Linked DNA regions of Homo sapiens: region 2 is linked to region 1. A link is a contact called in ENCODE Hi-C or POLR2A ChIA-PET data. All regions are on one chromosome and are shown on one strand. Each heading gives the region's core, a stretch centred on a gene start or an enhancer-like site at or near the end of the contact. The rest is flanking DNA. Distances are from core to core; before and after follow the strand shown. Region 1 overlaps USP12 (ubiquitin specific peptidase 12). Region 2 has its middle 26 kb from the start of MTIF3.

Region 1 (4,948 bases), core at 1,777-4,276:
TTAACAATAACATCAAAAGGAAAATTCTCAAATATGACCAAACTCAGCATAAGAACATACTTGAGTGCACGATGAAACTTTACAGATCCTACTTTCCTAACAATACAAAAAACTTTCAAAAAATTAATAAAATACTCTCATGGATAGCTAACATTTAAAACATAACTATATCTGAACTCCGTAACTGGCACCTTACCTAAGGCAAAAAGGGTGGGCAAGATGTGTTTTTTCAGCATCTTCACATTGTCTTCAATGCAGGGATTCACCCACTTTGGTGAACAAATTACAAGAATGTTTCATCAAGCTCTTTCTACCATATTCTTGATAATTTCTATATCTATTCCACCAAATAATGTTTCAGCTCTATAAAAAGCAAGGATCCCTGGATTGCCACCCTGCGTACCCTTCAGACACCTGACTTGGATAACAGATTTCTGTGATTATGCTCAGTGAGAAAACCTGTGTTGATGCTTTTCCACTTATAAAAACATGAACGCTTCTATTTTTCCCAGCACCTATGTTACAGTATAATAAAGTATCTGTAAAGTACCTACCACTCCTGAGAAGAAAATCACTATATAAATACAAGGTATTATTAAGTTCAAGTGAAACCAAAATCAACAAATTACATTATGGACTGACTTAGTTTAATAGTAACGGAGTTCATACTCCAGATTCCATATGCAGACTCTGACTCACCCTAATAAAAAGCAAATTATCATCAAACTTACATAGTTTTATCAAATACTCGGAATATTCCATACACTTCAAATAAAAAAAAGTACTCATATTGTGAACTATCTAGAAAGAGTTCTTCATTCTTACCACAATAAGAAAGTGACCTGTAGCTCTTTCCGTGTCACTGAGACAACAGGAATATTATATTAAACCACAGTTAAGTGGAAAGAACAAAGCAGCATCTCTGCCAGTCCTGTTTTCTAGACCTCGATTCCCCTGACCTATAAAATGTGGTTCTCTCTTACCATTTTCCAGCTATAAAACTGTGGAAGAACTGAAAACAACTTTTAAGTTCTGCAAAAATAAAAACCATTCTTAGTAACCACACCATCAACAGCTCATAAAATGACAGTGTCACTCTAAAGCTATGCGTAGGCCAGGTGCAGTGGTTCATGCCCATAATACCAGCACTTTGGGAAGTCAGAGCAGGAGGACTGCTTAAGGCCCGGAGTTCTAGAGAAGGCTGGGCAACATAGCAAGACTCTGTCTCTACAGAGGATGTTGTGGAGCACGCCTGTAGTCCCAGCTGTTCGGGAGGCTGAGGCAGGAGGATCATTAAGCCCAGGAGTTCGAGGCTGCAGTGAACTATGACCTGGGCGACAGAGTGAGACCCTATCTCTTAATAATAATAATAGCAAATAAAAATAAATGTATGCATAATTTTTGTGAAGGATGTTAGAGAAATGCTGCAAAGAACTTTATTCCATTAATGTAGTTTCGGTCTTTTCAACAACAAGAAAGCACCACTCTTTGATAAATGGTGGGGAAGTAGAAAAGAACTGGCTGCCAACTGGCATGAAGCACGGTCACATCCAAAACATACGAGTGGAGTGACCAACATGAAAAATGGCAGAGTAGAAAGCTCCCAGGGTTAGTCCTTCCACCAAAACCATTAAGCTGAAAAATACATCAGAATCAACTATTCTGAACCTTAGAACCTAATCAGACATTAAACACCCAGGGCAGTAGTTGATGAAGGGAGAAGAGAGCACAGCATGCAAACCAGCTACTATTCCCTACTCCTCAGCATCCCCAGAGGCGGGCACAGGACCACCTCCTAGAGCAGCTGCCTAGTAACAGGGCTGGCAGCGGGAACCTTGCCCTCAACAATTTAGGATTGTGCATTTTGCTCAGTTCTGGCAGTAGCCTGGGGAAACAGCACAGATTCTTGCTTTTGTTTCTGTCCCCTTAGGCTGCAACCTTTCTTGTTTTTTTCCCTTTATTGAGGGGGATGGGGATCCAGACATTATACTAAATCTCTATCAAGTCATAGCTGTCCAGAGATAGTAAGACAGAAACTTCAGTGACCACACACAACAAGGAATACAGACTTTGCAAAACTGGTTTAGAAAAGTCATTATACAAATGGATGACTGCAAGCCTCAAAAAAGCAATCACTGAGGAGGTGGAGAATCTGATTTTCAGAGTCACCACATTACAACATTCAAACTGTTCAGTTCTCACACACACACAAAAAAAATCACAAAACATGCCAAAAAAAAAAAAAAAGGAAAATATGGTGTATTTGCAGGAAAAAAGAATTTGACAGAAACCATCCCTGAGGAATTCCAGACACTGGAATGACTAGTCAAAGGTATTATTAAATCAATCGTATCAACGGTATCACACTGGGGTCCCAAAACAAGAGCTGAGCACGCTTACTTCCCCACGACTAACGTGGTTTTTTCAGTGAGTCACTTGTTGAAATCTCAAATTTCCTGGATGAGAACCATTTCTGCAGGGATCAAATGAGGTCAAATCACAAGTCCAAAAAGATTACACAAGTATCACAAGTCCAAAAGATTAGCTAATTCTTGAAGGCAACAACATTTAAATTCCACCACTTTGCTTCAGCAAGCCGTGACGCTTAAAAACAAGGGTGTCAGAAAAATTCTGGATGAAAAGATCAGTTCATGAAAGTAAGGAAGGAATAGTGTTGTGCAGCTATAGAAATAACAAGAGCTGAATGACACTCAAAGTTTATGTGTGGCATTTTCAAAATGCAGTAAAATTCATTTTTTAAAATAAGCACAGATTTACATATGTTAAACACAATTTGAATACAAATTCAGAATGCAGGAAGCAGTCAATATGGGAACTTGAGTGTGGGTACATTACAAAGAAGAAAGGTAAGAACTGGTAAGAGACACTTTAGCCATAGCAGGCCAGAAGGCTGCACAGGTGTGAAACCCTCCTGGTGAGAGGGTGAGCAGTGAGCTCCACCACCACTTCTCAAACCACGTGACTCTGGGTGAGTCACTTTCTCAGTCTTAGTTTCCTCACCATATCATACAGGAAAATACCTACTCTGCCTACCTCGGGGTTACAGAAATCAAATAGTGAATGTGAAAGTGCTGTAAAACGTAAAGCATTATGTAAAGGTATGACTAGAAACATGAGTCATTTGGATTTTTCTAAGTAATCATTTTACCAAAGTGAGCAACGTGATGGAAACTTGCCCCAGTAGAGTGAAGTACCTTGTTCAAGTACACTTGGTTTTGAAAGCCACTATGTAAATGGAAAAGAGACCACTCTTTAACCTATGTAAAAGTCTGAGGTTAGCTTCCTATGGACAGTTAAAATATCAGAACAAGCACCAAATCCCTTTCATATGCTTTGTATAAAACCTTTTATTTTATAAGTACTCTAAGTTCACAATCTAAAAATAATTCAAACTGTAAAGAGGGTGTAAAACTCAAAGTATTATTCACCACTCCCTCTCTTAAGGTTCATTTCCCTGGAGACAATACCCATTAACGGTTTTAGTTCTTAATAATGATTATCATAACTTTAAATAATATATTGCATGCCTCAGTCAACAGCTCTTAATTCTGTGCTTTTGCAAGAAGAGAAATTGACACACACACTACCTCCCAACTCTCCTTCCACAGGCCACCTCCTAATTTTTATTACGTGTCACTGGGTAGAGTATTGTTCTAGTGCTTCTACTGGTTCTACATCTAAATCTTTAGCTAGATTTACCAATTCTCATATAGCACGTAAGAAATCCGGGCTATGAAACAAAAGGAAATAAGCACATTCACCTTTCCTGCTATCCCTCATTTCCTCCACCTCCCAGCCACTTACTCATATATTCAGGGATTATAACATTTACATTAGCTTCTATAATTATATCTTCCATGCTTTATCTTTGGTGTATTCAAAAAGCAATTAACTAGAAAGAGTAGATACTTGAAGGGTAGCTAATGTGTGCAAAGGAGATTGGCTTATGAAGTAGAGAGGGGCCAGTAGAAATGTTAGTAACTTCAAACAAGAAAATTTTAGTTACACATGTTAAAAAATGTATAGGTTACTAGCAAAACATAAAATATCATTCCAATAAAAAGCAGTACAGGAAGGCAAAAAAAAAGAAAAGAAAAAGAAAAAGCAAAGGAACAGAAATATAGCCCTCACTCATTAAATTACTGCCCCTCGAAGGAGACTCTTCCATGTTCCAATCTCTTGGTTGTCCTCAAGTGTCTGGAAATCCCTGGTTGGCTGTACGGCTTTGTGAATGAAAGATGGTTAGTGTAAGTATCTCAAGAGGGTTTCCTCTGCATTTGCGTAGGTCTGGCTGTCCTAAAAGATCGTTGGTTTCAAGTTCTATGTGTGTGAGGAGCTGGTGGGCACGTTAACAAGAAGAGCAGTACTCAGAATAGGAATGTCCTTGTCCTGTGTCTGCTGTAAAAACCAAAGTGCTATGTATGAGCTCTTCTCTGCTCTCTCCACTCTCACGCACTCCTCAGACAAAAGATCACCCACTTTCTGGCAAGACCATGACTCTAGCCTTATCCTAAAGGTGAAAGCCTGGCAAACCAGCCACTCTGAAGGGGACAGAAAGGAGGCTCCATTGAGCCAGCTATTCTGAATGAACTTCTTTAATTACCATGGTGATGGCAACACAGCCATGCTCCTACTATGAACTGTTGATTCCAAACTCAAGCTTCCACCAGGGCTCTCTCAAGAAGCCCAGGGTCAGCTGTTAACTAACACTTATTAATTATTCTCTCTCCTGCTGTAACTTTTTCTACTAGCTGTTGTCTCTCTAATCCTATTTACTATCTTGCAATCCTCTAGGAATCCTCAAAAATATCTGATCTATTAATAACACAGTCTATCCTCTAGCTCTATTCCAGTTCAATAAACTTAACGCAAACACCACACTCACCACACTCACATGACATCTTTCTGTTATTTCTATAAAAATTTT
Region 2 (4,948 bases), core at 1,590-4,089, 350 kb after region 1:
ACATGGTGAAACCCCGTCTTTACTAAAAAAAAAAAAAAGAAAATACTGAAATCAGTCGAGTGTGGTGGTGTGCGCCTATAATCCCAGCTACTCGGGAGGCTGAGGCAGAAGAATCACTTGAACCCAGGAGGCGGAGGCTGCAGTGAGTCAAGAACCGCCACTGCACTCCCGCCTGGGCAACAGAGTGAGACTCTGTCTCAAAAAAAGAGACAGCCTTATGGTTTCGTTAGAATGGGAAACGGCAGCAGGGCTGAAGGAAATTACCAAGACTAGCTGCACACTTGCTTATGAATCAGAACATTACACTTCTATGAGACCAAGTCTCATATATGCATTGTTAAGCTGGTACAGTATTTACTTCCACTTACCTACTGCCTCACCGTCATGGACCAGCCTCGGATACTCCCCAGCGAAAACATCCAGGGAGAGCGTGGCCGCCACGGCACACCTCAGGCCTTGGTCAGGGACACAGAGAAGGAAGAGGGTGCTCCCTGGGAAGGGCCTCCTCTTCCTCCTGGAACACAGACCCAGGAAGGTCTAGTGAAGCTCCGGAAGCCAAATCTCCCACGCGCCCACGTCTGGGTACCCACCCACGACCAGCATCACTTAGTCATTTTTATATTTAAATCGCCAGAAGCCTGAAAACTGTAGAAAGGACTTGTCCCAGGTGATTCATTGGGGATCCTAGCCACAGTCTTTTACTTTCATCCTCAAAGGCCTATGATGACAAACATAGCCAGGCTCAGCCCCAGCCCACCTGGCAGGTAAAGACAGCTAACGGCATGCCGTGGAAGCTCAGATGCCCCCAGTTTACGGAGCTCCAACCCTCTGCTGGGTTTGTACAGGAGCTCACGGTTGAAAGAGGCAGCCTCCATTGGAACAAACACCCAATCAGACATTGTGGAAAACAGAGAACATCCCCCGAGGAATTTTTAGGTGGGACTTCCTACCTAAGGAGATGAATACAGTATCATCTCTCACCTGCACTCCTGAAAGTGTCATATCTGGTTCTGTTTTTCACGATCTAACCCTCCTTCTAATCTGTTCTCCACCTGGCAGCTAGGATGTTCTTTGTTTATAAAAACTGGTTAAAATACACATAACATAAAATTTACCATTTTAACCATTTTTAAGTTGAAGTTCAGCAGCATTAAGAACATTCACTTTGTTGTGCAACCAGCACCATGATCCATCTCCAGAACCCCCTTCATCTTCTCAAATAGAAACTCTGTGCTCATTAAACAACCACTCCCCATTCCCGCCTTCCCCAGCCCCTGGCAACCACCGTTCTATTTTCTGTCTCCAGGAACCTGACTGTTCTGGTACCTCACATAAGTGGAATCTTGCGGTGTTTGTCCCCTTGTGCCTGGCATAGCATGATGTCCTCAGAGTTCATCCAGTCGTAGCATGTGACAGGATTTCCTTTGTTTTTAAGGCTAAATCATACTCTACATTTTGTGTATCTGTTCATCCGTTGATGGACACTGGGTGGTTTTAGAATGTTCTTTGCAAAAACGCAAGACTGATTGTATGACCGCAGGTGGGATGAGGCCCAAATCTTTAAAAAGCCATCAGGCTGTGCCCCCTTTGCAGGATCACCAGCCTCCCTCCATCCCAGGCCCCCAGTGTCCTCTCATTCCTCTGGGGCCTGGGCCTGGGAAGCTGTTCCCACAGCTTTTCACCTGGTTAACTCCTCACGCCAGTCCAATCCAAACCCAGGGTCCCATCCAAGTCAGAAGCACAGCCTCCTCTCTCAGGGCCCCTTGTGCTTCCTCCCAGCACAGCTCAGACCTGTCATTACACATCTGGTTCTGTGGGGGACCCCTGTTTCTGCCGGTGGACCCCTGTTTCTGCCGGTGGACTCCAAACCCAATGTTTAGCTCACCCCGGCAGTCCTGAATGCCTGACAGATAGGCGGCGCTCCACAGATGTGAATGTGGTGAAAGAATAAATGTTGGAAGGAGCATGGGGCTGGAGGCAGGCTAAATTTATTATTGATTGATTGATTGATTGATTGATTGATTGACAGAATCTTGCTTTCCCACCCAGGCTGGAGTGCAGTGGTGCAATATTGGCTCACTGCAACCTCCATCTCCTGGGTTCAAGCAATTCTCCCGCCTCAGCCTCCCAAGTAGCTGGGACTACAGGCATGCACCACCATGCCCGGCTAACTTTTTGTATTTTTAGTAGAGATGGGGTTTCGTCATTTTGGCCAGGCTGGTCTCGAACTCCTGACCTCAGGTGATTTGCCCACCTCAGCCTCCCAAAGTGCTGGGATTACAAGTGTGAGTCACTGTGCCTGGCCATTGCTTGAAGAATTTAGAGAATAAAACACCAGCACAGCACCCAGCATATAGTAGACACTCAGCAACATCACCGCCCTTCTTTTCTCTTACCCTAAATCTAGTCTGAAGGGAGATATGGGTGAGAACACATTTGCTCCCATAATTACCCTGAATTGTATTGGCTGACACGTAAAGCAGCATTTCCCTTGGAGAGAAGAATGGTGGAAAGGGTCTGGGGCCTTGGGTACCTTATAAGGTCCAGAAACCCTCTTGGCAAGGCCTGAATGCCCTACCTCAGCTCCATCAGCATTACCACCACCTGACCTTGTCCTGAGCCATAAGCCCTGGTGTTAGCTGTGGATACAGGAGCAAGGGCTTGGGGCAGGGGTGAAATTCTCCCTAGAACTACAACTGGAATGACACCCAGCAGGAGAAAGCCTCAATATGACTGTGTAAGATCACGGTGGTTCAGGAATCCCTTTTTTCCTACACTGTCCTGAGCAGGCTGAGCTCAGAACCACGAACATCTGCACACACGGGCAGCTGGCCCCGTCACCGGCCTCCAGGGGCAGTGCCCCCGCCATTATTAGTCATTACTAGAGCAAACATTAGTACAAGTACACACACAATTGCAGAATCATTGCTCTGATTGGAAACACTGGTGTGGAGTCTTGCAAGCATTCACTGGGTGAGACGGAAACTGTGAACTTGTTTTTCTAGGCTCAGACACTTCTTTCAGATCCAGGGCTGACAAAGAAAGGCCCATTACGTGGGGCACCTCCCCCAGGACTTCCTCTTCAAATATCAGCTAGATCAGGTTCCTTCTATGCAAATCATTTGCGCATTTATCCTGCTTTTCATTAACATAATATCTCCTGAGCCATCACCCTAGCCTCTCTCCTTTAAACATTTCACAGTCAAACGGAGCTCAACAGAAAGAGGGGTGATACCAGCGTCTTTGTTAAGGCGGTAGTCTTTATTCGTGTCTCCTCTGCCTGCTATATATTACTGTATGCCATAGCCACATCCAAAATGCTTTATTTTTTAGTGAAGAACAAAATAAAGCTGAGATGATCTACTCCTGGATTCAGAAGCCCCAAAATCTCAAGGAAATTGTGAATTCTACCTGTATGCACACAGTACACGATACTATGCTTGTTATCTATGAGACGGGCCAGATACTAGGTAGAACCTAAGAATAAATTGTGCAGCGGATGCGTTCTTTGCAAAAGACACTTATTACTGAGGACACATCTCCTCTGGATGGAGAAGTTATTCTGTGTAGGAGGGGGCTGAAGTGGGGGTTTCTACACCACCCTTTCTGGGAGAGCATGCTTCATTGCTTTGCCAGGTAGGGTCAGGTGGATGGGGTGGGCACCCCACAGTCCTATTCTGCTACTGACCACTTCCTCCCAATGGCACCTTTTTACAGTTTCTCACTTGATTTGTGCACACAAACACACAAGATCGTTCTTCTGGGGTCTGTATATGGTGATGTCGGCGTGTTTCCAATTCATTCTTCCTTTGTACCAGCACTTCGTAGGGAAACATAGGAGAGAACCCACTCGATGTTGTTAGGCTGAATTAATTTCATGTTTTGGGGTGGGAGGTAGGGGGACTTTCTGACTTCAAAGAGCCTTTGATTCTTATGTGATAAAACAGGGTACAGAACCATATATGATATAATCTTAGCTATGAATACAACCAACCCTGACACACCCACAAACACACACACAGGCTTGTGCATATATGCAATTTAAAAAAAGACTTCATACTGATACATCATAATGTTAAGAAAGCTTCTTCTGAGTGGCTGGGATTATCATTGGTTTTTAGTTTATTTTTTATTTTTTCTTTCAAAATGTCTATAGAAGCCTATATTACTCTTGTAATCAAAAAAGGTTACAAGAGTAACCTTTTATTTTGTTTCTTCTATAAAATAAAATCTTTTAATGTTTTTTCCTCTATAAAAATACCCTGGAAACTGATTAATTCTTAAGTAGTCATCAGGCAAATTTTTCAGAGGAATTAATTAACAGCTAGCTTAGAGCAAGGCATTGGAGAAATAGAACATGACATTAATATTCCAGGTTGAGGGAAAGATAGAGTGGTGACATGGAAGAGGAGAGGAGCTTGGCCATGCAGGATGATCTTACCAATGCCATGGCTTTCTTACTGGTGTTTATCTGGGACACACACATACACACAGCCTCTTCTTCTGCCATCTCCTAGTTCTGACACTCAGCCCTGAGCAGCCCTCAATCCAGCAGATGGAATACCTCCATGCCCAGGCTTTAAGGCCATAATCAAACTAATACTGTCTTAGTCTATTTTGTGCTGCTATACCAGAATACTTAAGAACATAAACTTTTTTCTCACAGCTCTGGAGGCTGAGTAGTCCAAGATCAAGACACTGTCATCTGGCAAGGGCCTTCTTGCTGAGTCCTCACGTGGCAGAAGACGGAAGAGTGAAAAAGAATCCAACTTCTGCTGTCAAGCCCTTTTAAAACAGTATTAATCTATTCAAAAGAGCAGAGCCCTTGTGACCCAAACACCTCCCAACACTGTTGCATCGAGATTAAGTTTCCAACATATGGATTTTGAGGGACACATTCAGATCATAGCAGATATTAGCAGTCAAGGTCCAACCAGGAAAATGAAAA

Evidence for each region. A loop is a pair of places that touch in the nucleus more often than their neighbours do. ChIA-PET counts read pairs that join two places held with the same protein, here RNA polymerase II (POLR2A). Pooled maps may share reads with other maps.
Region 2: a loop to region 1 is called in a pooled map, with 2.7 times the contacts of the local background. The contact joins two enhancer-like sites. A Hi-C loop is called at or near these places in 2 of 50 pooled maps. POLR2A ChIA-PET finds 5 or more read pairs at or near these places in 2 of 52 experiments (H1 and activated CD4-positive, alpha-beta T cell).

The regions. Positions count from the first base shown.
Region 1 is chr13:27,128,330-27,133,277 of GRCh38, forward strand. All of the region lies in intron 1 of USP12 (ubiquitin specific peptidase 12), which reads right to left. All of the region lies in intron 1 of USP12-AS1 (USP12 antisense RNA 1), which reads left to right. Among named protein-coding and RNA genes, the nearest start is that of USP12-AS1, 5.3 kb to the left of the region's middle. RefSeq lists an enhancer at 2,742-2,811 and a silencer at 2,842-2,891. Within about 2 kb of position 3,027, at least 12 of the 41 ENCODE cell types and tissues checked have a DNase peak (open chromatin) inside an H3K27ac peak, as active enhancers do.
Region 2 is chr13:27,474,517-27,479,464 of GRCh38, forward strand. No RefSeq gene overlaps it. Among named protein-coding and RNA genes, the nearest start is that of MTIF3, 26 kb to the left of the region's middle. Within about 2 kb of position 2,840, at least 5 of the 41 ENCODE cell types and tissues checked have a DNase peak (open chromatin) inside an H3K27ac peak, as active enhancers do.